Linked DNA regions of Mus musculus: region 2 is linked to region 1. Evidence: chromatin loops called from intact Hi-C (ENCODE). Cell type or tissue: gastrocnemius. All regions are shown on one strand. Links, peaks and the distances in the headings refer to the core of each region. The heading gives the core; the rest is flanking DNA. Region 1 overlaps Cntrl (centriolin). Region 2 holds the start of Hc (hemolytic complement).

Region 1 (15,982 bases), core at 3,023-11,022:
GAAGTATCCCGGCGTCTCCGCCTCGCCCCTCCCGCTAGGCCGTTCCTTCCCGTGCTGAGGCGGTGAGTGTACTTCGGCGTCCGGACCGAGCCTGGGTGGCGGGCGGCAAAGGCCGGAAAGCCCTGGTCCAGCGTGAGGTGTGCCGGCTCCGGACGCATTCGGGGCGGGGGAGTGTGCTTGGAAAGGGGATTGGACGGGAAGGAGGAGGGCCGGGGCCGGCGTGGGCAGGGGAGGGAGGGCAGGGGAGGAGAGGCGTGCACAGCCTAGGTCGGGGCGCTGCTGAGTCGCAAAGTTGGGGTGCGGCGCTTAGAAGGATGAGGTTCCCGCAGAGAGGGAAGAGTGCCGGGGTGTGTCACCGTCTGCGGGATAACTGCGATGGAGATGGGCTGGCGGTCCTGAGGGCTCTGCTGTTTAACCTCAGTTCTGTGACTCTGAGCTTGTTCCTTTTTTCCTTTTTGAAGCATGTGTGGATGATGGGGGTGGGGGGACGGACACGGGACACATATCGTGATGCGCATATGGAGGGCAAAGGACAACTTTGTGGAGTCGGGTTTTCTCCACTTTTCCGTGGGCTACAGATACAGAACTTAGAACGTCAAATTAGCACAGAAAATGCCCTTACCCACCGAGCCATCTCACTGGGGCTCTGGGCATGTCCCTTAACCACTTCCTAGATGTCTTAGTTAAGGTTTCCATTGCTGTGGTAAGACATTGTGACAGAAAGCAACTCCGGGAGGAAAGGGTTTATTTGGCTCCCATGTCTCTGGTTGCAGTGCATTCTATATCACTAGACAATTCAATTATTTTGTATCCTACATCATAGTCTTCTCTTAAAAAATCTGAAATTATAAACCATCTAGAATTATTCTTATCAAATCCTCATTAAATTATTATGAGGTCCTATGTTACTTCCCCTGATTAGTAAATTATTACTTCTAAGTAATGATTCCTATAGAATTAGGGAAGTATTCAGTGGGTTCCAGAAACCTGGATCACTGAAAGATTAAGTGATGGTTCCACACCCCTGCTTCCCTCCCTGAGTTGCCATAGCTCCTGTGAAGTCTGCATGTAGAAACACACACTATCTCATAGGCTGACCCTCTCAGTGAATCAGGGTTCTGAGAATGGACAGCACTTATGGACAGAAATAGAATCTGCAAGGACAGCTTCGTTGGTTGCAGATGAGCATTTGTCTTATTTGAAGATGGTCTGATACCACACTCAGCTAGTTTTTTCAAAAGTATATTGTTAAACTGGGCTTTCAGTTTCGTTTTGTACATGAAGGTAGTATTTGGCTATAGGGAAACTCAAGGCCAAAGGAAAGCAGCCTCAGGCCAAATTCAACTTATATAAAGATTTGTATGCAACATTCTATTACAATATCCTTTTCTGATACCAACTTGTCATTGGATTGAAAACTACTTAATATACTATCTCACTAAATATTTTTTTTCCTAAAAATTAGCTGTACGTTTGAGAACTGAGGGTCTACATTAGGTTGCCCAAGGTGATGTTTAAAGGGAACAAAAAGGAATTGTGGAGGAGCGCTGACATTTAGAGGAAGTAGAGGAACATGAGCCAGCAAAGGAGGCCATGGAGTAGAACAGGGTTATGTCAGTAGAGCATGGTGTCCCAGACCAGCTTCTGGGAGGATAGAGTGCTTACAAGTGTTGGTTGTCAAATATTCCTGTATGTGACCTTGTATGGAAAGGACCTGTGAAAAGTTTGAGCTGATAAACTGAGAAAAGAAGTAACTAGGGACACTCTGAGCTGAGCATGTGTCAATGACAGGCCTTCCAGGTCTCCTTCTGTGGAGGCTGATCAGAGGTTAAGGAAGCACTGGTCCATAAGCTTGGAGAAGTGTGGGCAGAGTCTATTCCATAGCCTTCCCGTTGACAGCATATGATCTGATAGCTCTAGAGAGAATGTAACACTCTCAGTAGCTGTGGAGACTTAGCCTTGTTAAAGACCTCGGAAACTCTTACAGGTTTTGATGGCCACCTGGTTTTATTCTTGCAATGAAGAAAGGTTCTGAACGAAGGCTCTCCAAAGCAAAGATGCCGCTGTCATCTCATTTTCCTGGGCCATCATCTCTTAGGTCCAGCATGCGATCTAGGTCCCTTTCACCTTTAATTGGATCTGAGACTCAGCCTTTACATCCTGGCGGACAGTGGCCTGCACAGGCTGAGCTGACAGATGAAAGCACTGTGCCTTTGGAGCCCCAGCAACGTAAAGGTACTGCTAAAACTGTGTCTTGTCTCACATGTAAGTCGAGAAGGGAAATACTGAGCTTAAATGTGGAATCTAGATATACCCCTCCCCCACCCCACCCCCTGTCCCCAAACCACCTTGTATTGCTGCTTTAATTGTTAGAAATTGTGGAAGAATGGAGAAGGGACTACTTCTGGATGAAGGTAAAGGTGTCTGAAGGGATTAGCGGTGGAAAGTTTCTAGGAGAGGAAGGTGGATTTCTTGTAGAGAGTTCATTTAAGCTCTTACTAGAAGTTTTCCACCTCCTCCTCACCCGAGAGTAGAGTGCTTTCAAGGTAAAAGTTTGATCTAAGTGTGCTAGCTGTGCTTGGGCTCTTCAGGCTGCTGATCTGTAAGGGCATTGCCCTCCACTTATAGAACATGCACAGGTCCCACTGGCATTTTTAAAGTTTTTATTTTATTGCTGCCCTTCTAGTTTGCCTTCAGAAATGCTTTATTCTTTGCTAGGTCGTGAGATCGCATCAGCCTCTGCTGACCTGAGTACCTGTCGGTTTTCTGTTAACACACTTAGTTTAGACTCTACTGTACAGCTTCACTGTCTCTTGGTCCCTGGTTGGTTCTGAATTGATCGTTATTCTAGAATGTTGGTTTTGTCGAGAGACTATTTTGTCTTTTTTAAATGCAATATGATGGCATTTTCTACAAAGGCCAAAAACGAATGTCTGTTGTCTACCAAGTTGATACCCTAAGTCCATAAAATGTTATGATACTTTCTATTTCATAAAGCAACAAGTAATAAACTAGAGCTTTGAAACAAACCTCAGTGATGCATGTGGTTGAAAGTTTGATCGACAGGACCCATGGTGGAAGGCAAGAGCTGACTCTCAGAACTGATGTTCTGACCTCCATATTGTGTTCCACGTGCACCTGCACCTGCACACATGTTACCCCCACCCCCAAATAAAACAAAATACCAGTTTTAAATGTATCTGCTTGAGTTGAAATTTTAGAATTTGTACCATATTAGTTGCAGGATATTGAGCAAATGATTTAAAATATTTATTTATTTTTATGTATGAGTGCTTTGCCTGGATATCTGTGTACACTTGTGTGCCTGGTGTTCTTGGAGATCAGAAGAGAGTCTTCTTACCACTGGAGTGACAGATGTTTGTGAACTGCCGTGTGGGTACTGGAATCAAACCTATGTCCTCTTCAAGAGCAGCCAGTGCTCTTAACCATCGAGCCACCTCTCATGATCAAATAATTTTTCATAAATATGAACATTAATAGTTTTTCTTCAAAGGTTTATACAAATTACATATTTAAATGTAAAACATTTACTACAAAGCCCAAAGTGATAGACTGTGTTCATTATGGTAATGAAATGATATAAAGTGACATATTAAGGTACTGTTACAGCCAGCCAGATAACATCTGTTTATCTGCATGGATTAAAGTTTCTTATGTATAGTGTAAAAATGACTTATATTTGGTGATTGATATTCATATCTTCCTAGTGATAATGAACTATTTTCTGGATTTCAGGAGCTGAGTCATATGTAGGAGTCCGGTATATTACAGAAGCCCTCATCAAAAAACTCACTAAACAGGACAATTTGGCCTTGGTGAAGTCTCTGAATCTTTCACTTTCTAAAGATGGCGGCAAGAAATTTAGGGTAGGTTTCAAGCAGTTTCTAAACATAAGCATTGATTTCACTTTCTTATGTCTTAAGCCTGCCAGAATTTTTTTTTAGGAATTTTTTTTTTCCTTTAACATACACATGAGTGCAGATATTTTTGGAGGCCAGAGGCGTTGGATCCCTTGGAGCTAGGGCTATTAATGTTTGAAAACTACCCAACTTGAGTGCTAGGAATTGAACCCAGGTCCTCAGCAACAGTCGTGGAGGCTCTTAACTGCTGAGCCATCTCTCCAGCACCCAGTTAGCAAATATTACTTTTGGAAACATCAAGTTTTTATTTCATGGTATCATTATGGCAGAGAGAATGGCAACAGGCAGGCAGCAGGCAGGCAGGCAGGCAGGCAGGCAGGCAGGGAGGCAGGCAGGCAGGCAGCAGGCAGGCAGGGAGGCAGGCAGGGAGGGAGGCAGGCAGGCAGGCAGGCAGGCAGGCAGGCAGGCAGGGAGGCAGGCAGGCAGGCAGGCAGCAGGCAGCAGGCAGCAGGCAGGCAGGCAGGCAGGCAGCAGGCAGGCAGGCAGGCAGGCAGGCAGGCAGGCAGGCAGGCAGGCAGCAGGCAGGCAGGCAGGCAGGCAGGCAGGCAGGCAGGCAGCAGGCAGGCAGCAGGCAGGCAGGCAGGCAGGCAGGCAGGCAGGCAGGCAGGCAGGCAGGCAGGCAGGCAGCAGGCAGGCAGGCAGGCAGGCAGGCAGGCAGGCAGCAGGCAGGCAGGTGTGTGAGAGATAGCTGAGAGCTTTTCATCCTGATCCACAGGCAGCAGGCAGAGGGAGAACAAGACACATGGGCTTTTGAAGCCTCAAAGCATACCCTGATAGTGACATACCTCCTTCAAAAGGACGCACCTCCTGATTCTTAGCTCATCAGTTTATGAGTTAATGGGGGCCAATCTCATTTAAAGCAGACTTTTTTTTTTTCATATTAGTTTCAGTGAAAACAAAATTCTCAGGTATTTTATTTAATATAATCTCAAACCTCTTTTCTTTCCTTTTCTTTTCTCTCTTTCTTTCTTTTTTAAAAGAAATTCTCTGCTGTATATACAGACAGAAAGGAATAGGAGAGTCTAAGTATAGACACATTAGCCTCTTAATGGTGGTTTACTGGGCAGTGTGATTCTTCCAGGTTTAGTGAGACCTCAGTAAGAATGTTTTGTGTTTTGTTTGTAAGTGTTATTAGAATATATTTAGGTCTAGGTTGTACAGCTATAGAGGAAAAGGAAACTGCAGAAGTTTTAAAGTTGTAGGAATGACATATCACGTCAGGATGTAGTTGCTCTGTGGCTATTACGCACACCAGACATGTCAGTCAAAGAGGCAGATATAGGGGGAAAATTTAGAGTTTGGCGTGAAAAGTGTCTAGGATTAAGTGTAGAAATAGGGAGAATCAGAGAGAATGGGATGGGGAGGCCAAACCGATGTGAAAGTCAGAAGGATCTTTTGTGCTGGAAAATCTCCAGGAGCACGAGGCTGCAGGTAGAAACCTCAGACAGCCAGGACAACAGTGGCACATAGGAGCTAAAGATGACAACAGGAGGCACAGGACTTGGCCATTTAGAAGTCTTTCCTTCTGTTTCTCAAACCCATCAACTCTATTTTCACAAGGATTATGTACAGTAGGGATTTTTTTTTTTAGTTTTTTTTTTAATCTTATTTTATGTATGCATGTTTTGCGGTCATGCATATCTGTGTACCTTATGCATTGCCTGGTGCCTGCAGAGGCTAGAAGAGGGCACTGGATCTCCTGGAACTAGAGTTACAGGTGGTTGTAAGCAACCATGTAGGTACTGGGCATCAAACTGTAGTCCTTTTCCAGGGCAGCAAGTGTCGAACCATCTCTCCACATCCTTGTTTGTGATTTTTGTTACTTTTTAAAAAATATTAGCCTGGTGTTCTCTGTTCCTGGGTGTACGCACAATTGATTCAACTGACATGTTATTAAGTTCTCTGCTGGATATACGCCATCTGTGAGACTTTTTCTTACCAACCAGTTGAGGGTGTTATAGACAGACACCCTCTCCTCTTCGTTCAACAGATATTTATTTGGCATCTAGTCTGTGTCAGCAGTAGAGCTTAGCAGTGTACACAGCAGGCAAAAATCTGCCTTGTGGTGCCTTGCATGCTGGCACAAGATGCTCCCATATTGTCTTTGAGTTTTCACTGTCTAAAATCTTGTTGATGTTTGTATATCCCAAGAAAGTCAAGACATCCTATGTCTTATTTGCCACTACATTTTGTGTGCATATGCATTTCATATACATAGAACAGCTCCTGGCACCTAGTCCATGTTGGATAAATATTTGCTGAATGGACGATGATGGAGAGGCAATGATGTGCTAAAGACATCAGGACAGTAGCAGTAAATGAGAAAGGCAAGAAAAGCAGAGGTGGACAATTCTTGTAAGTGTACTCATGACAAATGAGGGAGGTAAGAGGAAGGTGCAGTAGAAACGCCGTATAGTACAGCGCAACTTACTGAGTACAGAAGAAATGTGAACATGGTGAATATGAACTATGTAGCAGGGAAATGACCTGGGTCACTGCCATAGGCTTCCTGCGTGGTACCACACCTATATATATTAGCCATGCAGTGCACATCTACTATAAAGTGACTGCCTTTAAACTGAGAGGAGGGGACAGGAGGCCCTTAGATAGTGGAGTAGTCAGTTTATAAAGAGTAAGGCTTGGTCTTCATGTGGCTCCCCCATCAATTGGAGTAGGGGCTGTCCCTAACTCTGCTGCCTGCCTATCGATCCTGTTCCCCTAACTGGGCCACCTCCTCTGGCCTCAGTGGGAGAAGATGTGACTTGATGTGCTAGGTTGGGTTGATACCCAGGAGTCCTCCCTCTTAGAGAAGTGGAGGGAGGTTGAGGGAGAGGTTATGTGAGGGGGGATGAGAGGAGGGGGGCTGCAATGGGGATATAAATAAATTAATTAATGGAGGGAAGAAAGGATAGGACAGTGGAAGGGAAGAGGGAGGGGCAGAGAAAGATTGAGGTCAGGGGGATGGTGGTGAATAGCTTGAGGCTCTTACTCTATAGGAGTTGCTGGGGTCAGGGAGAATACCAGCAGAGCCTTGCTACTTGTGGTCAAAGAAAGCTGTAGCAGGGATTGTCCAGGAAAGCTGTTAGGGTTTGCTGATCAAAACAGCCTCTAAAAGTGTCAAGAAGCCTGTTATATAAAGTATTTACCCTTTATTTCCAATTAGTACATCGAAAATTTGGAAAAGTGTGTTAAACTTGAAGTACTAAATCTCAGCTATAATCTAATAGTGAAGATAGAGAAAGTGGACAAGCTGTTACGATTACGTGAACTCAACTTATCATATAACAAAATCAGGTGAGTGACTGCTCCTTTGGGTGCATTGCTAGGTCTTCTTTGCCAGAGATGGACTAATAGTATCTGTGCTACTGAAAGAGTGCTTTGAAGTAACAGGAGTTTTGAGTCTTGTTTATTGAATTCTGGATCGTCACATCTGCCTTTATGTTTCAGTATCACATAAGTATAGAGTAGTTTTTACTTAGCATTGCGAAAGCAGATACCTTTTCATGGTACCAACGTAATTCTATTTTAAGCAGTAACTTTGTCTAGTTGTTATCTGTGATTCCTTGCCTTAGTACGTGAGTAATACATATGTGAAGAAAATGCTGTTTTGATCCTGAAGATATTCCAAATAATTTGATCCTGTATATTTATCCTTTTATTCTTTGCTATTGCTACTAGAAATGAGGAGTGTATGTCTCATTTCTAATTCAGATACACATACAAATATACAACTACAGGGATAAACCAGTGTAGTAAAATCTAATGATGACTTAAGCTACTTAGAAAACTATAATGGGGAAATGAAGCAAGGATCAAATCTTGAAAACCTCTATGCACCGTCTCCCCAACTCAGACTTCTGACAAATGAAGAGTGGGCCTGGAGAAGTTCCAAGACAGAAATGAAATGTTAAAAAACAACCCTGGCAAATCAAGGTCATAATATGAAAACATTCAAAAGAGTTGATCTAATGAAAGTAATTTCTTAGTAAAAACGAAGCTAGAGAAGCCGAGGAATATCTGTTGAGAATGGCACATGGACTAGGGTTAGATTGACAGCTGGATTGTAGAGACTGTGAAGAGCATGCCATCCGCCATGGTTTAGAGCATGAGTGGCAAGTGCTTCATTAATTTGAAATATTTTCACTGCAGCGCATATATCCATAAACAGTATCATTTTAGAATGTGTCACACATGCTGCTGGCACAGTACATCTTTGGTGATGACAATGCAATTATTGTGGACATCTGGGTAGCACGGTGGCACACAGTGGGGTCGAGCGTTGGCCATGGGCATCCTCTTTTCTCCTGTGTTATGTATAGTATAGTATCCTGCATATAGTAAGGTGGGCAGGGTTGCTAGGCATACTCATAGAGCAGTGGTGGGTTGGGGAAATTTGACTTTGGCCATGTGCTTGTCGTTCAGGAAAAGAGTTCGTGAATTATAGTTGTGAGAAGTAGCCTGGTCTGCTGCGGCTCTTCACTGTAAACTACAGCGAAAGGGCTTGATCATTTACTCATCATGTTTGATTTTCTTCTCTGGTTTCTAGCAAAATTGAAGGACTAGAAAACATGTGTAACCTGCAGAAGCTAAACCTAGCAGGTAATGAAATCGAGCATATTCCAGTGTGGTTCGCAAAGAAATTGAAATCTTTACGAGTCCTCAATCTGAAAGGCAATAAGATATCATCGGTAAGTTATTCAAAATAGCAAGATTATTTTTCCTAAAATTTAAATGATTTGGACGGTAAAGGTTTTGTCCATGTATGTATTTTACATTGAGCGCTATCCCTCTCCTGCCCAGCACCCTCTCTTTTACTGCCCCTTGCTCCTAGTCCCTTTATCCTCCTAAAATCTTCTTTATTCAGATTTCTTATTTGTTGGGAAAATATTTAAAGAGTGAGATTTCTTTTGGCGTCCTTGTTTCATTGGCCATATGCCATATTCAGATATAACCTAAGATTCTTCAGTGTATTAAATACAGACTGCCCTCATGTTCTTAAGTTCAGTGGTAACACATTGCACTGCCTTACATCCCTCTGCCTAGTGCCATTCTTCATAGGTAATAAGGATGCAATGGATATCTATTTAAAGTTATTCTGAGATAGGAAATTTGATTCCTATTTTTCAGATAAAGTCTTAATTTCTTTCATGCTTTGTTAGAAAATGCCTCCTGAATACCTAATACATTGGCTGTTACAACTGGAACAATCATGATATAACTTAATGACAATTGTCATAGATTAGAAAGGGAAAGTCCACAGGCCTACACTGCCCTAATATGACCCTGGAGAGTCTTTTGATTTCTATAAATTGTCTAAAATAGAGAAAATGCTTTCTAAGAGGCTCAGGTGAACCGAGAGGAATAAAACTGCTTCAGAAACTTTAGAACAATGAGTAACTAAGGCTTGTTCTTTATTCCTTCAAGTGTGAAGACAGATTAGAATACACACCGTTTTTTTCATCTTACTGTTGATTATTTCGCTTCTCTGTTCCTTACATGGAGGTTGTGGTGAGGCTTCTCTCTGTAAGCCAAGCACACCTCAGACTTGTAGTTCTCTTGCCTTTGTCTTCACAAGTTGGTGCACAGGCATGCTCTGCCACACTCAGCAGGAATCCTTCCTTCTTATCCCATTGTTAAAAAGACCTGGGAAAGACACTCTCCCTTCTACTGCCAGAGCTCCCGAGCCTCAGAGTGGAAGCCTTAGACCATTCAGTATGTCACTGACAGCTCTCGAAACTCACGGGATTACAGGAAGACGCAGCCCTGGATTTACAGTCGACCCCAAGTATTTCTCAGGGTTCTTGATTTTAGGTCATACCCAGTGTCTGCTGAAAAACAGGAAGACTGTTCAGTATTGATGATTTGTAATCATATATCATCTTCTCATCTATATGTTTGGCATTGACATCATTAAGGGTAATAGATATTTATTTGGGGGAAAATATGTACTTGTACTAGCAATTTAATTTAATTCTCCCAACCTACATAAGTTCTTTGAATAAACAAAAGAGTTTTCAAAGAATGTGAATATCTACATATGTTTGAATATCTATATATGTTTTTATATTTTTTAACTATCAGTTATAACTCAGTTATCTTCATATTTACCAAAATCCTTCATAGCAGTTCATTTTATGCATACTTGATCAATACAAAATAAAGACATTGCAATATAGACTGAGATTGAACCTCTATTTTATTCACTTACAGAGTCTGAGCTAAGGCAAGTCCCACTTTGAACCTTGACAATGCATAGTACTGTCTGACACACCAGTGCTCACATGGCCCTTGGTGCCCCTTTCTCACACTGCTAATTAGGGGCCATGAGTTTCATAAATAGATTTCTTGACATGCTAAAGGCAATGCTGTTGATTTATTACTTCCTTTGTTCGTTTAATCATTCCTATACTGCTGTGGTACCATTTCAGCTCCAGGATGTAAGCAAGTTGAAGCCACTTCAAGATTTGACTTCTTTAGTCCTCATTGACAATCCAGTTGTGGCCCTTCCGCATTACCTCCAGTTCATCATTTTCCACCTCCGTTCCCTGGAAAGTTTGGAAGGTCAGCCAGTAACCACTCAGGATAGACAAGAGGCTTTCGAGAGATTCAGCTTGGGTAAGGTGATGCTTACAAAGCAAGCAAACAGACAGAGAACACTAAACTGGAATGAGAAGGGAACTGACCTTTGAAAGTTCTGTAGAAGGATAGGGTCTGCTGAAATGGTTCAGAGGGTTAAGGCTTTTATTGCCAGACCTGAGGACCTGAGTTCAGTTCCCAGGACCACTTGGTGGAAGGAAAGTACAAACGCCTACAAATTGTCCTATTACCTGTATTACCTACCCCATGTCAGGTGTGCAGCCCTACTCTCAGCCAATGAATAAAGGAACAAATATACCACACCTAACATTTAAAACAGGAAGGGTAAATTATAAACCTGATAATCCTACTAAAATGGAAATGGCACCATAAACTGGTTAATCAAGCAAGTATCTGTTGCCATATACTATGTACCGAAAGTTCCCCACCTCAAAAGTGATGTGTGTGTTTGTGTGTGTGTAAGGTGTGAGAAGAGGAAGAACAGTGAGCAGCCAAGAAAACAGTAAATGACAAGCTAGTGAGATCAGAGTACAGAAGACAGAGTTTCAGATGCCCAGAAAAGATTTCAAGAGAGCCAGTGGTCCCCATGGTGAATGGGCTGACATATGAGTAAGTAAGATTAACACAGACATGGATTTAGAATTACTTTAGGCCTGGCAGTGGTGTACACACTTTTAATCTCAGCACTTGGGAGGCTGGTGACAGGTGGATTGCTAAGTTCAAAGCCAGCTCGGTCCAGGATAGCCAGGGCTATAACAGAGAAACCCTGCCTCAAAAAAAAAAAAAAAAAAAAAAAAAAAAAAAAAAAGAAAGAAAGAAAGAAAGAAAGAAAGAAAGAAAGAACAAATGCTTTGGATTAGTGTTCCTGCTCAGAGAAGCTGGAGAGGGATGGGAACTGATGGTAGATAAGGAATGGGAAGGAGATATTGGATCAAAGGTTTGAAATTTCTACAGCAGTCTCACTCTTCCAATACTTAATAACTGTAATTCTTAAGTATTAAAGGTAAAGAAAAGATCTAAGACTTAAACACTCACTGATAGCTTCAAGGAAATGGGAAGAGACGACATGCAATTAATCCTCAAAATTTTTAGTAATGAAATAGCATTCCTGAGATCAGAAGGGAGAGGCAAGTCAGGCCTTTATTCCTTTACTTCATAAAAACGAGGTCCAAAGAGATTAGATTTTGAGAGGGGCAGGGGAGAGCTCTCATTGATCATCTTTTGGTAGGAGGGATACTTTCTTTTTTTTTTTTTAAAGATTTATTTATTTATATGTAAGTACACTGTAGTTGTCTTCAGACACTCCAGAAGAGGGTGTCAGATCTCATTACAGATGGTTGTGAGCCACCATGTGGTTGCTGGGATTTGAACTCCAGACCTTCGGAAAAGCAGTCTGAAAGAGCAGTCGGGTGCTCTTACCCACTGAGCCATCTCACCAGCCCCAGGGATACTTTCTTGATCAAAAAATAGAGAGAAAATAATATGTATGTGTCAGTACCTTTGTTGTCTTTGCGGTAGGAGAATTAGGGCCCTCCCTTAATGAAACATGAAGCTCTCTGCTGAGAAAGACTAGTTGGAGGATGGGAGGTTTGAGGAGAAAGGATATGAAGTGACTATTTTAGAGTGTTGAGGAATCAGCCTCTCTTTGATCTGAATTTGAAATCGGTGTTAATCTACTTTTGATCTACAAAAATGGCAGTTTCACACCAGTGAGATGGCTCAATGAGGAAGGATGCTCTCTGTGCAAGCCTGATCAGACACAGCTCATCCTGGAACCCACAGAAGGGTAGAAGAGAGCCTCTGTGAGTGTGTGTGTGTGTGTGTGTGTGTGTGTGTGTATGTGTGTGTGTGTACTCACACATGCAAACACATACACACAAATAATAATTATAGTAAAAATCCCTTCAAGTTACCATACCTTTCTTAACTCTTTAATATAGGTCAGATTCAGAGTAGAGAAGAGCCTCTGTGAGTGTGTGTGTGTGTGTACTCACACATGCAAACACATACACACACAAATAATAATTATAGTAAAAATCCCTTCAAATTGCCATACCTTTCTTAACTCTTTAATATAGGTCAGATTCAGAGTAGAGAAGAGCCTCTGTGAGTGTGTGTGTGTGTACTCACACATGCAAACACATACACACAAATAATAATTATAGTAAAAATCCCTTCAAATTGCCATACCTTTCTTAACTCTTTAATATAGGTCAGATTCAGAGTAGAGAAGAGCCTCTGTGAGTGTGTGTGTGTGTGTGTGTATGTGTGTGCGTGTGTGTGTGTGTGTGTACTCACACATGTAAACACATACACACACAAATAATAATTATAGTAAAAAATCCCTTCAAGTTACCATACCTTTCTTAACTCTTTAATATAGGTCAGATTCAGATTCAAGGTGGTCAACTTTTTCCCTAAACAGCATGGCAGCTGATTTTGAAGTCAGTTGTGCTACACAGTTCTTAGACTTGTTTTGCACTGTTCTGAGCATACTTGATGTTTTCCAAGATGAGAATATAATGATGTTAGCTACTTCGTTTTTTATTGACAGAGGAGATAGAAAGACTGGAAAAAGACCTGGAGAAGAAGACAGTGGAAACAGAAGAGCTTAAGAACAAGCAAACAAAGTTTCTCGAGGAAATAAAGAATCAGGATAAACTAAACAAGTCATTAAAAGAAGAAGCCATGTTACAAAAACAGAGCTGTGAGGAGCTAGAAAGTGACCTCAGCACAAAGAAGGAGTTGGTGAGTCTGTTATACATTGGTTTGGCTGTATTCTGTTACTGCTCTTACATGTAAAAGCACTATGTCCTGCTGTAGCATTGGAAGATGGGGGTTAACAGGAACATGGACAAGGGCTTTGTGAACTGTAGGTGACTGTGATGTGCTGCTCGAAGGAGAATGTGTGAAGAACGGCACGATGGGGAGCATAATGCTGTGTGCTGGGAGGAGCTGGTCAAACTGCTTAGGATATGTTTCAAATAGCATCACAGATAAGACTGATAACATATCCTGTGTCATGGAGACTTCTTTTCAATAGAAATGGTAACAGTAATATGTTAAAGTAAAGTCCAGTGCGTGCACATGTATACACACACACACACACACACACACATATAATAAATCTTGATAAAGCTTTAAAAAGCTTATTACCAATTTATGCTTTCCACAGCAGTGAGTAAAAGGAACAAACTGGGTTTATTATTGTGAATTTATGGGGGGGGGGGATGGAATCTTGTTACAGTTTTATTTTTTTGTTTTTGTAATGGCTGGAGAAGTGAATAGTATATATGTATTCATTGATCATTTATTTTTCTTTCTTTTTTTAAGATAATAATCATTTTATTTTTTTCCTTTTCATTTATTTATTTATTTAGGTATTTTCCTCATTTACATTTATTTTTCTTTTTTAAATTACCCATTTCATTATTTTTTCTCTTTTTTGTTATTCCAAAGTACTGGAAGCATGTATGATTAAAAAAAGAATTCTAGGTCTTATTTTGAGAGCTTATATTTTTCTTTGTCTCTTGCAGAATATGTGATAACATCTTTAGTGATTTGCAGTTTTATTAAGTAATTAATTGTGCATTAAACTAGTTTTTTTTTTAATAAAAGTCATGTTGAATTAAGTCTTTTAAGAGCCATTTAAACTGTAGTTAACACCCCTATCCTCACCATCGGCAAATACTAACCAACTTGTTCTTTATTTGTTGGGGGTTTTTGTATGTTGGTTTCTTTTTTTGTTTTATTGTTTTGCAAGCTACTTAACTTTGACCTTTTACAGTTCTTGCTTTTTAAATGGGAATATTTACCTGCCCTGCCACCCTCACAACTGTGAGGACTTGAGGCTCTGAGTGTGAAAATAACTCCGAGTAAAGCAAGCTAAGTAATGCCAGGTGGTGTTTATGCTCGGTGAAACCATGTGTAGAGGCAGATTGAGAGAGTACTAATAACCATTTCCTTCCATGGTATGTCATCAATAGAGAGATGCTAGTGGCATCAGAGCCTAGCTCTCCCCACTGTTCTTCAGGTGACATGTCTGTTTGATTCTTTCTTCTCTGAGCCCATGTCTTGGTTTCTTACAGGTCATTTTCCACTGAGTCTTTATTCTTCTCTAAGGTAGCTCCTCCAGGGCTGAGCTGCACACTGTGTTCTGTGGTGTCGCATGATGACTTGTCTTAATATGCTTGCTTACATTTTAAGTTTTCAAACTGGCTTGCTTCTTTGAGAATGTGTTTGTGTTTGTGTGATGTGTTATAAATGACTTTGTCTACAGGAGAGTAAATTTGAATATGTGAGGAACTTAGTATTACTCGTCCTGTTAGTAATGTGTTAACTGCAGTCATCTCTTGATTATTCACAGCCAGTACGCAGCTAGCCTACTTCCTTTGACTCCTGTTTGCAGTCCTTTATGCACTTGTGCCTTCGGATATTTGCTGAGGGCTTATTATCATCTAAGTCCAGATCTATGAAAAACACAAAATCACTTTGAAAAAAAGCCATGCCCGCCTTTGTTTGGCCCTATTGTCAGTTTGCTTTGGGGGGAAAAACCCTAAACATAAGTGATGCTGTTGATTGTGAGTTGTCTCTGAGACTCAGGTCCTCTTGAACATTGACTGAATACATCAGTGTGGGCAATGCACTAGACAGCAAGAGGACATTGATGGCAACATGGGACAGCAGAGTGCTAGACTTGAACCCATGATACTAGAATTTGAACACTGCTCAGTTGGGCAAGTCGCTTAACATCTCTGAGCAGCTTTGATCGCCTCCTAGTAGAGTAGTGAAGCCTGGGTGAGCTGGCACATGCAGATCACACAGCAGTTGTGCGAGAGCGCCACTTAGTGTTACTCCATTGGATGGATACTCAGGAGGGGACTGCACGCTAACTTATGCACGATTTTGGGCTCCTGGCCTTGTAAAATGTTCGTGTGTATGCTTTGTTTCTTTTCAACTTGCATTTTGATGAAATATTTCTGCATGCTTTTCTGTCTGAAAGCAACCCTCAGATTGTCAAAAAAGAAAAGAAAAAGTGAAAAATCCCTTAGCGGACCTTTGAATGAACTCAAACGATCTGTTTGGAAGTCAGGTCACCTGTGGCAAGGCAGTTCACCAATCTGAGACACAACTTCTGCACTTGCAAATGCAGAAATTAGATTATATTATCCTTACGTTCTCCTCCTAGTGCCAAAATCTCCAAGAGTACCAAAAAGCTGCAGTTAGAGTAAAGTTACTGGATTATTAAAAGTTACTAATATTACATATTTGCATCTGATTGAGCTCATTTACATTTTTTAACCTCTGCTACAAAGAGTTCTGCTATTCTGACCCAGCACTGAGGCACTTGTCTATACGTCTGGTACTCAAGAGGCTTAGACAGGGAGTTCACACAATCTGCCTGCCTGGGCTGCATAACAAATTCCTGGCAAACATAGTGAGAT
Region 2 (8,000 bases), core at 1-8,000, 55 kb before region 1:
TGATGGTGCTGACTAAAACACAAAACTTGGTCATTTTTATTTCTAGGCCAGGAAGATTTTAGCATAGGCACAAAGCAGTGAATGGTAGACTTCCCATCTGTGAGCAGAACAACCAAAGTAAAGTCACTAGTCTGAGACATGAATCACAAACCAGTTAACCGGAGGGAATCATTGAAATATCTTATACTGATAGGTAACTACAGACAAGGATAGAATGCAAGACCACTGTGGGCATCTGTAGAAGTAGTAATGGAGGTTTTTCAAGGGCTAAAAAATGATAGTGACAGTAATAACATACAACAGTGATGCTAACAGTAACAGCAGACTCGGGGTGTCGTCAGATGCTGGGGTATCTGCTAGTTAGCACTTTACCCAGAATTCTTAACCTCTACAAGAGGTAGATGATTTAGACTGCAGAGCTATCCTCATTTTATGCATAATCAGAGCTTAATTTGCTCAAGGTCACTTGGCTTATAAATGACTGAGATGGGACTTTGCATCCAGGTCTGGTTCGGTTCCTATGTGTCACTGAGGGCAACAGTTCAACTGTTGGTCAACCATAGATTGTCCTCTTGTTTTCCCCATGCAATTGATACAAGAAGGGAACTTCCTTTATGCAAGCTTTTGAAACACGGTTCTAAAGAGTGTTCTGTTAACTTAGAAGTGCACATGAGTTTATTAACAACTCATTACAAGAACATTAAGTTTGAATAGTGAGAGCTGCATATGTGAGTACATAGGAAAATAAATATGCTAACCCCAAAAATTAAGTCTCTCACAGGCTCAGGGTGCACCCCTCCCCACACACCACCTAAGAATCATTGCAAGCTTCTAATGACATTAGGACATTTTTAAAGCCACAAAAATCACTAGATCTTTCGTAATGAAGATATTAGTTTGTTAAGGATTAAGATCTTTAAATAATCTGACTGAATTTATATAGTCTGTTTCTAGAATTAAGACTCTCAATAGCTGTCCTAAACTGAATCAAGAGTTTTGAAATTAGTAAAATTTTCTTCCAGCCTCTACACACACACACACACACACACACACACACACACACACACACAATCTTTCTGCAAGCTATCAAGAGAGCTCAGAAGGTAAAGAGGGTTGCCACCAACTGATGGGCTGACTTTGGTTCTGGGAACCCACATAGTGGAAGGAGAGACTTGACAATTAGGTGTCTCTGAGTTCCACATGTCTGTTGTGTAATGGGCATGCCTACACCTCTCCCATACACACATAGACAAATAAATACATAAATGTTTTAAAACATTGGCAGCAGAACTTCCCTCCATATAAGCTGGTCCGTATGGATGCAGCAGCCTGTGTCTAGGAAGAAATTTCACCTTGCATATTTTTCCACACTCTCAGAAGCTCAGGCCAGTGAACTGGCACAGGCAGGGATATTACTCGGGTTGTTTCTATTTTCTGCAGACATTTGCACAGCATCCTCCTATTTCCTTCTGGTTCCATTTGCATATGACATTTGTAAAAGGTCCTTTCCTGGTGTTGCTTTAAAACAATGGCCCCTTGGCTTCTGTACTCTCTCATTTGTTCTTCATAATACTAAAGCTACCTGTCCTTACTTATTCATTCTTTCATTGGGTCATTCATTCATTTTCTGCTTCTTTATCTAGAATACAAGCTCTTCTCCTACCTGAAGAACCTATTACAAGGAAGTTGTTCAGGGCATCATCTTTCTTGGACTGAAAAATGTCTCAAGGCCCAGTAATAAAGCACATCTGGCCAGTTGTGTCTATGAGTTGTTTTCAGAGAGAATTAATTAACTAAGGACTGCCATCCACATACCTTGAATATGGGTAATGACAACATGCCATAGACCAAGGGATCACATGCAAAGAGAAGGGGGTGGCCTCTTGAGGGCACGCATTCTCTCTCTATTTCTGAGCTGCCCCATCAGGAACTGCCCTGTCTATCACACCCTTCCAGTAAGTGATGGCTCTGAAATCTTTGTGAAATGAAACAAATTCCTCTTTTAAATTGCTCCTATCCTGTATTTTGTCTCAATGGTAAGAAAGCTAACTAGAATGAGGTTCAAATATTTTTGCTGAACCACCAAGCAATTAAGCACTGTGATGTAAACCGTATCCTTGCTCATGTTTTCAGAGAACGCGAGGAGATGCTTTTGTATAAGGGCCAGGAAGAATTCACTCAGGACGCAGATCACAAGGGCCTGGGTTCTGATGTTTAATCTTGATCTCCCTGAGCTTATCTGTTAAAAGTAATAAATAAAAGAAGCTAAGGTAACGGAGTGACTGTGGCCTTGTGATCAAATCTCAGAGTGGACATGTGCGGTTGCTTATGGCACCTGTTTATCCTGTCCTTCCATTTGCCTGTCTACAGATGCATTTCTGTTGAAGTCGAGGAGGAACTGAAGCGGGAACAGGACACCTCGGTAAAATTCCTCTCTCTATCAAGGTGACCTTTGGCCAGTCACCTTTCCTGTCTGGGCTTGTCATCATATGTGGACTGAGTAGGCTCAGCATATTAGCAAACACTTGTAGTACCAACTAGCCAGGGCTCTGATGCCGGAGATTTATGAGGGCATATGCTTCAAGACAGGTCTAGACAACACAGCAAAACCTCATCTTTAGATAGATAGACAGACAGACAGACAGACAGTCAGATAGATAGATGGATAGATAGATAGATAGATAGATAGATAGATAGATAGATAGATAGATAGATAGATAGATAGATAGGGTTCAGTGAGGTAGTGTTCAGTTAACTTCCAATACTAAGATGTTTGTATACACAACAATCACTGTTGAAAAGCACAAGATTTTGATAACAATGAAATTATATGACAAATTGGGTCATGAATATAGGAGTATTACAACCACAGTTTTGAATTTGATCCCTTAGTTGGGAATGCTTCAGTAACCACTATAAAGTAATCTAATATAGCATTAATTAAAGTTGTGGTCAGTAATGATTTGATTTATAAGACTGCCATATGCGTTACCAGGGCTTCACTGCACTTAGACCCAGAAAGCGAGAACTGAGTGTTAAGGATAAGGAAGTGATGAATGCCAAGAAGCTGATGGATCTTGCTTTTGCTTTCTGCTGAACAGGAAAGTGAACAGTCATTTCTGTCGTTTTTATAGGTGGCTGTCCCACAGAAACGGTCGAGCTGTTAGCTCCTCAGCAAATCAATTCCCTTCCACAGCTTTCTCGTGTGGAGCTGAGGCTATCCATTTACTATTTCAGAAGGGGACAGTTATTTTCAAGTTAGCCCAGCCCTATGAACCTCCTTCTCACTCACTGTAACTAAGGTGCCTGGGAAAATGAAGATGGCTCGGTTTACTTACGTTTGTTCCTGTCCCCAAGTTTTGTCCAGGAAAATTAAAAGACAAAGTATTCCCCAAAGACCCATGGCTGGTAGCGGCATAAACCCATGGGCATGGCCTCCCTGTAACCACTTTCCTTTTAAATAAACTGAGTTTGAAGAGTTTGGATAAATTAGTTCTCCGGTTAATTATTAATGTCAGAGAAAAAGATCTTTTAAGTGAGAAAGCTAAACTCAGAAATGGACAAAAGAGGGTGTTTTAATGAACATAAAATATGTTTTAACATCCTATCATGTCCAGTAATAAAGATGGGGGTATTTAACATTAATTTAAACCCAAAGACTTACTTTTATACGTAAAAGGACTCTCATGTGGGTGCCTGCCCCCGTGAAGGCTCAGTGCCGGCAGCCAGGAGTCACTTTGGCTCTGGCTTTCTTTTGTCACCTTCAAGATGGTTCATGACACCTTTGAACTTGCTTCTGGTAGGTTCCATTTGTTCCTGAGGTTGACTGGAGACTGACTCCCTGGGATTTCTTTTCTCTTTTCTCTTCTCTTCTCTTCTCTTCTCTTCTCTTCTCTTCTCTTCTCTTCTCTTCTCTTCTCTTCTCTTCTCTTCTCTTCTCTTCTCTTCTTTTCTCTTCTCTTCTTTTCTCTCTTCTCTTCTCTTCTCTTCTCTTCTCTTCTCTTCTCTTCTCTTCTCTTCTCTTCTCTTCTCCTCTCTCTCTCTCTCTCTTTCTTTCTTTCTTTTTTTTTTTTTGAGACAGGGTTTCTCTGTATAGCCCTGGCTGTCCTGGAACTCACTTTGTAGACCAGGCTGGCCTTGAACTCAAAAATTTGCCTGCCTTTGCCTCCCGAGTGCTGGGATTAAAGGTGTGCGCCACCAGGCCTGGCTGGGATTTCATTTTAAATGGATGGTTTTAGAATGAATGAGTCTAACTTAGAGAAATGATAGTAGCATCCTCGGTACTGGTCTGCAGAGGGATCCACACCAGTCTAGAGAAGGAACGGGTCATTGGATGGAAAAAGGTAGATGGAAATCCCGGCGAGATGCTCATGTCATTCCCTAACCAGACACTTGGATGTGTGTCTGTCTATAAATTCACATGTCACTCTTCCAAAATTCACATACAATCAGTAATAGAATATTTTATTCAAAGTATTTATGTTTTTCATTGAGGATTTCAATAGCTTAATACAAGAACTTAATATGAACAAAAATCAGTAGTATTTCCTATGACAGTTTGTTTTCTTTCTTTCTTTTTAAAAATTTTGGTGTTCAGAGACAGGGTTTCTCTACCCAGGCCTGGCTGTCCTGGAATTTACTGTATAGATATAGACCAGGCTGGCCTCGAACTCATAGAGATCTGTTTGCCCCTGTCCCCCAAGTGCTGGGATTAGAAGCATACACAACTAGACCTCACAACAGCTGATCTTCATGCCTCATTTATAATTAAGTATAATTAAGCAAAAGATAACTTTAAGATTTTTAATTAAATTTATTATTATGTTTCATGCTCATTAAAAAATTTGATTTAAATCTTCCTTTTGTTAGTGTTCATTTGTACATTAGTATATGATATGTGTTGTATTTTAAGGTAACAAAAGAAATGTCCAGGGCTGGAGGTATTATTCCATCGGTAGAGTGTCTGCTTAGCATGCTCAGTCCTGGGTAAATCCCTAGCCCTGCATGAATATGAGCTATGGTAGTGTGCGCTTGTGAGCACTGCACTCAGGAGGTAGACGCAGGAGAATCAGAAGTTATAGGTCATCCTCGCCAATATAGTGGGTTTGAGGCCAGGCTGGGCAATGTGAGACCCTGTCTATAACAATGATGATAACAACAACAACAACAACAACAACAACAACAATAATAATAATAATAATAGCAATAAAGAGATGTCTAAACATAGTCCTGTATGTCCTATGTTTTTGGCCACACTGCAATGACATACTTTCCTTAAGTCAATAAGGTTTTATTTACCAACTCTTTAATACTGAATTTATTAAAAGAAAGTGAAGTAGCAAGAAAAAATTTTTACACTATTTTACTATTAGTATTTCTTTTATACATATCATTGAAATGGGGAAAAAAGCTGCCACTATTATTTGACTATCTAGCTCATTTATTTCCAAAGAAAGCCTGTAGAATGATTAAGCCGGGTTGCAAAAGATGGGTCAAGTTAAAGCAAACAGGACTTTTTGGTCATTTTCGGGAAACAAAACTTGAGAGAGTGAAGGAACGCCTGGTTGACATAGTAATAGTTATACTTCAAGTCCAAGGGAAGGCGAGACTTTCGTGCCCCCAGGGCAAATACTAGTAAGTGATATTTTCAAACCACTTTTGGAGAAAATGTTTAACAAATGACCATTCTCAACAATTCATAGTGTCTCAAGTGTTTAACCAAAACTGCTTAAATCTAGCTATCCTCTAAATATAGTTCAAAGACAGGTGCCCACTGGGTTTTAATTTATGTGACCTTTGCACTAGTGTTTGATGTTGCTTGTGGAAGAGGAGAGTAGGTGTTGACTCTTATTTTGTACAAATATTGCAGATGGGTGCTCAGCTCTGCTGGAAACCCTGAGGGTCACTGAACCTCCCACAACTGTCACCTAGTGTCTATCCTAAGGTGGAGAGCAGATGGCTTTCCCTAACATGCTGGCTGGTTTCACTACAACTTGGAAAAAGGGAATGTCAATTGAGAAGGTTACCGCTAGACTGGCCTGTGAGCATTTTCTTGATAAATAATTGAGGTGGAGGGCCCAGCTGTGTGCAGTGTCACCCCTGGGCTAATGGTGCCATGAAGGGCTCTGAGGACCAGGTCGTCTTCCTTGAGGTTGCTATTGCTGTGACAAGCACCATGACCAACAACAACTTGGAGAGGGCTTGTTTCAGCTTATGGTTTCATATCTTGGTCCATCCTTGAGGGAAGTCAGGGCAGGAGCTGATGCAGAGACTGTGGAGGAATGCTTGTTTACCAGGGCTTGCTCAGCCTGCTTTCTGATCGAGCTCACGGTTTGTCTCAGCAGTGATTGTCCTAGATGGTGGCTAAGGCTGGGATTGCAGAGAGGCCTTCTACTTCTACAGGAGAATTAAGCTGCAGTGCTGTAATCAAATGCCTTCTCCATGGCTCCCCACAGCAGATCTTGATGAAAGAGACAATCTGTGGTTCTAAACAGTTTATTGGTTGTTTATGGCAGAAAATGGATGCATAGCCCCTTTCTCAGCATCTGACCTGACATCAAATACCGTTTGCAGGGAGAAATGTCTGAAAAGGGAAGCTTATTGGCTAAGCCCTCTGGGACCACAGGTACCTCATTAGCATGGAGAACTTGGATTTGGGCCTACATGACTGCACGTTTCCTTATGTGAGGAGGATGGCACATGTACTGGACCAGGAATCTTGCAGGGAGCAGGGAGTCACCTAAGTGCCAGGTGTGTGTCCACCGAGTCTCTGGGTCTCAACCTGCTCAACTTTACCAAACTTCCTGCCATGGTTTTACATCTCACACAAGGGTAGTGCAACTATTTCCAGTTGGAGAATCTTAAGCAAAGTTCCACTTCTTATTCAGTTGTCTTGGTGTAGGGTGTATGTATATTTAAATTGGATTAAAATATATTTAGTTTTGAAAAATGCTCACCCAAACCAAGTTTCATGGGGAAATTCTCAGTGTATACAGAATGGAGTCACTCTGGGTGAACAAGATTAGGGCAGCCCTGCTCTCTGCTTATTCTCCCTCACATGCATCCCAGGGTCACACTGAAAAGCTACATGGGAACTCTGGGACCCCTGGCACATGGCATTTAAGCCATTGCTGTAAACTACTAAGCAATTGCTTTCATTCACCTCCTGTTACTCAAGCATACACAAGGTGAAGTTTTTTGATTGTTCAGACTAAGACAAACTCCTCTGCTATAGTTTTGATCTAAAAAACTCCCCACAAGGCCAGTTACTAAAACCTTCTTACAGATGGTCCTGGTTAAACTACATGGGTCACAAAACAAACCCGAAGCCATGAATCTGGTAGGGATCAACAAGAGAGAGACTCAAGACGGCAAGAGAAGAGTAATCAAAATAGTGTACAAATGTGTGGTGTTGTCAAATAACAAAATTAATAACGGATAATAGGAAATATCTTGTAGGACTAAGAAAACTAAAACATTGTGTTCTTCAGAGTGGTGCTTCTGGGAGGCCGGAGGACCATTGCTCACTGGACTGCTGTTCTGTGAGACATGGTTATCCTACAAAGCAACAGAGATGGCTCCTCAGAACTGAATTAGTCTAAATTGAGACTTGAGGATCATGTTATGTTCCAGGCCCTTCTGGAACTTTCTACTCTCTTGCCTTGCCTCAGCTTCCCCAGAGCTGGGATTGCAGACACATGATACCATGTGTGCCTGCCATGAAACCCTTATAGCAATGGGCCTAGCCAGAAATCTCCGGTTGTAAGTAAAACAAACAGCATTTCTCCATTTCTCTTCTCTGTCATGAACCGCCTGGTTCTTCTCCATCTCTGTTTTCCATCATGATAAGCTACTTCCTCTCCATACCCCAGCCTGAAAGCAACGTGTCTACCTCAAAGATACCCCAAACTATGAGCCCAGACAACCCTTTTCTGTTTATGAATTGTTGTGCCAGTGACTTGTTATAATAATGGCAGCAGAACCACCAACTTCCTTTCTCC

What was found. Hi-C counts contacts between places; a loop is a spot of excess contacts. Peaks named below come from ENCODE experiments on the same cell type or tissue, not always from the same donor. Only the 100,000 strongest peaks of a DNase experiment are listed, where the experiment ranks them.
Region 2: a loop joins it to region 1, with 2.5 times the contacts of the local background. A loop is called at or near these places in 9 of 42 quality-filtered maps.

Annotation. Positions count from the first base shown.
Region 1 is chr2:35,109,568-35,125,549 of GRCm38, forward strand. Cntrl (centriolin) reads left to right here. Exons shown (of 44, transcript NM_001379274.1): 1 at 1-62; 2 at 1,988-2,235; 3 at 3,757-3,887; 4 at 7,105-7,235; 5 at 8,488-8,629; 6 at 10,370-10,556; 7 at 13,093-13,286. The coding sequence starts at 2,019. Among named protein-coding and RNA genes, the nearest start is that of Cntrl, 8.1 kb to the left of the region's middle. In gastrocnemius, for the core only: no CTCF peak of the experiment used is centred there; no DNase peak of the experiment used is centred there.
Region 2 is chr2:35,057,981-35,065,980 of GRCm38, forward strand. It overlaps Hc (hemolytic complement), which reads right to left and starts at 3,432. Exons shown (of 41, transcript NM_010406.3): 1 at 3,339-3,432. The coding sequence starts at 3,403. Gm39794 (predicted gene, 39794) reads left to right here and starts at 5,530. Exons shown (of 2, transcript NR_168708.1): 1 at 5,530-5,634. In gastrocnemius, for the core only: no CTCF peak of the experiment used is centred there; no DNase peak of the experiment used is centred there.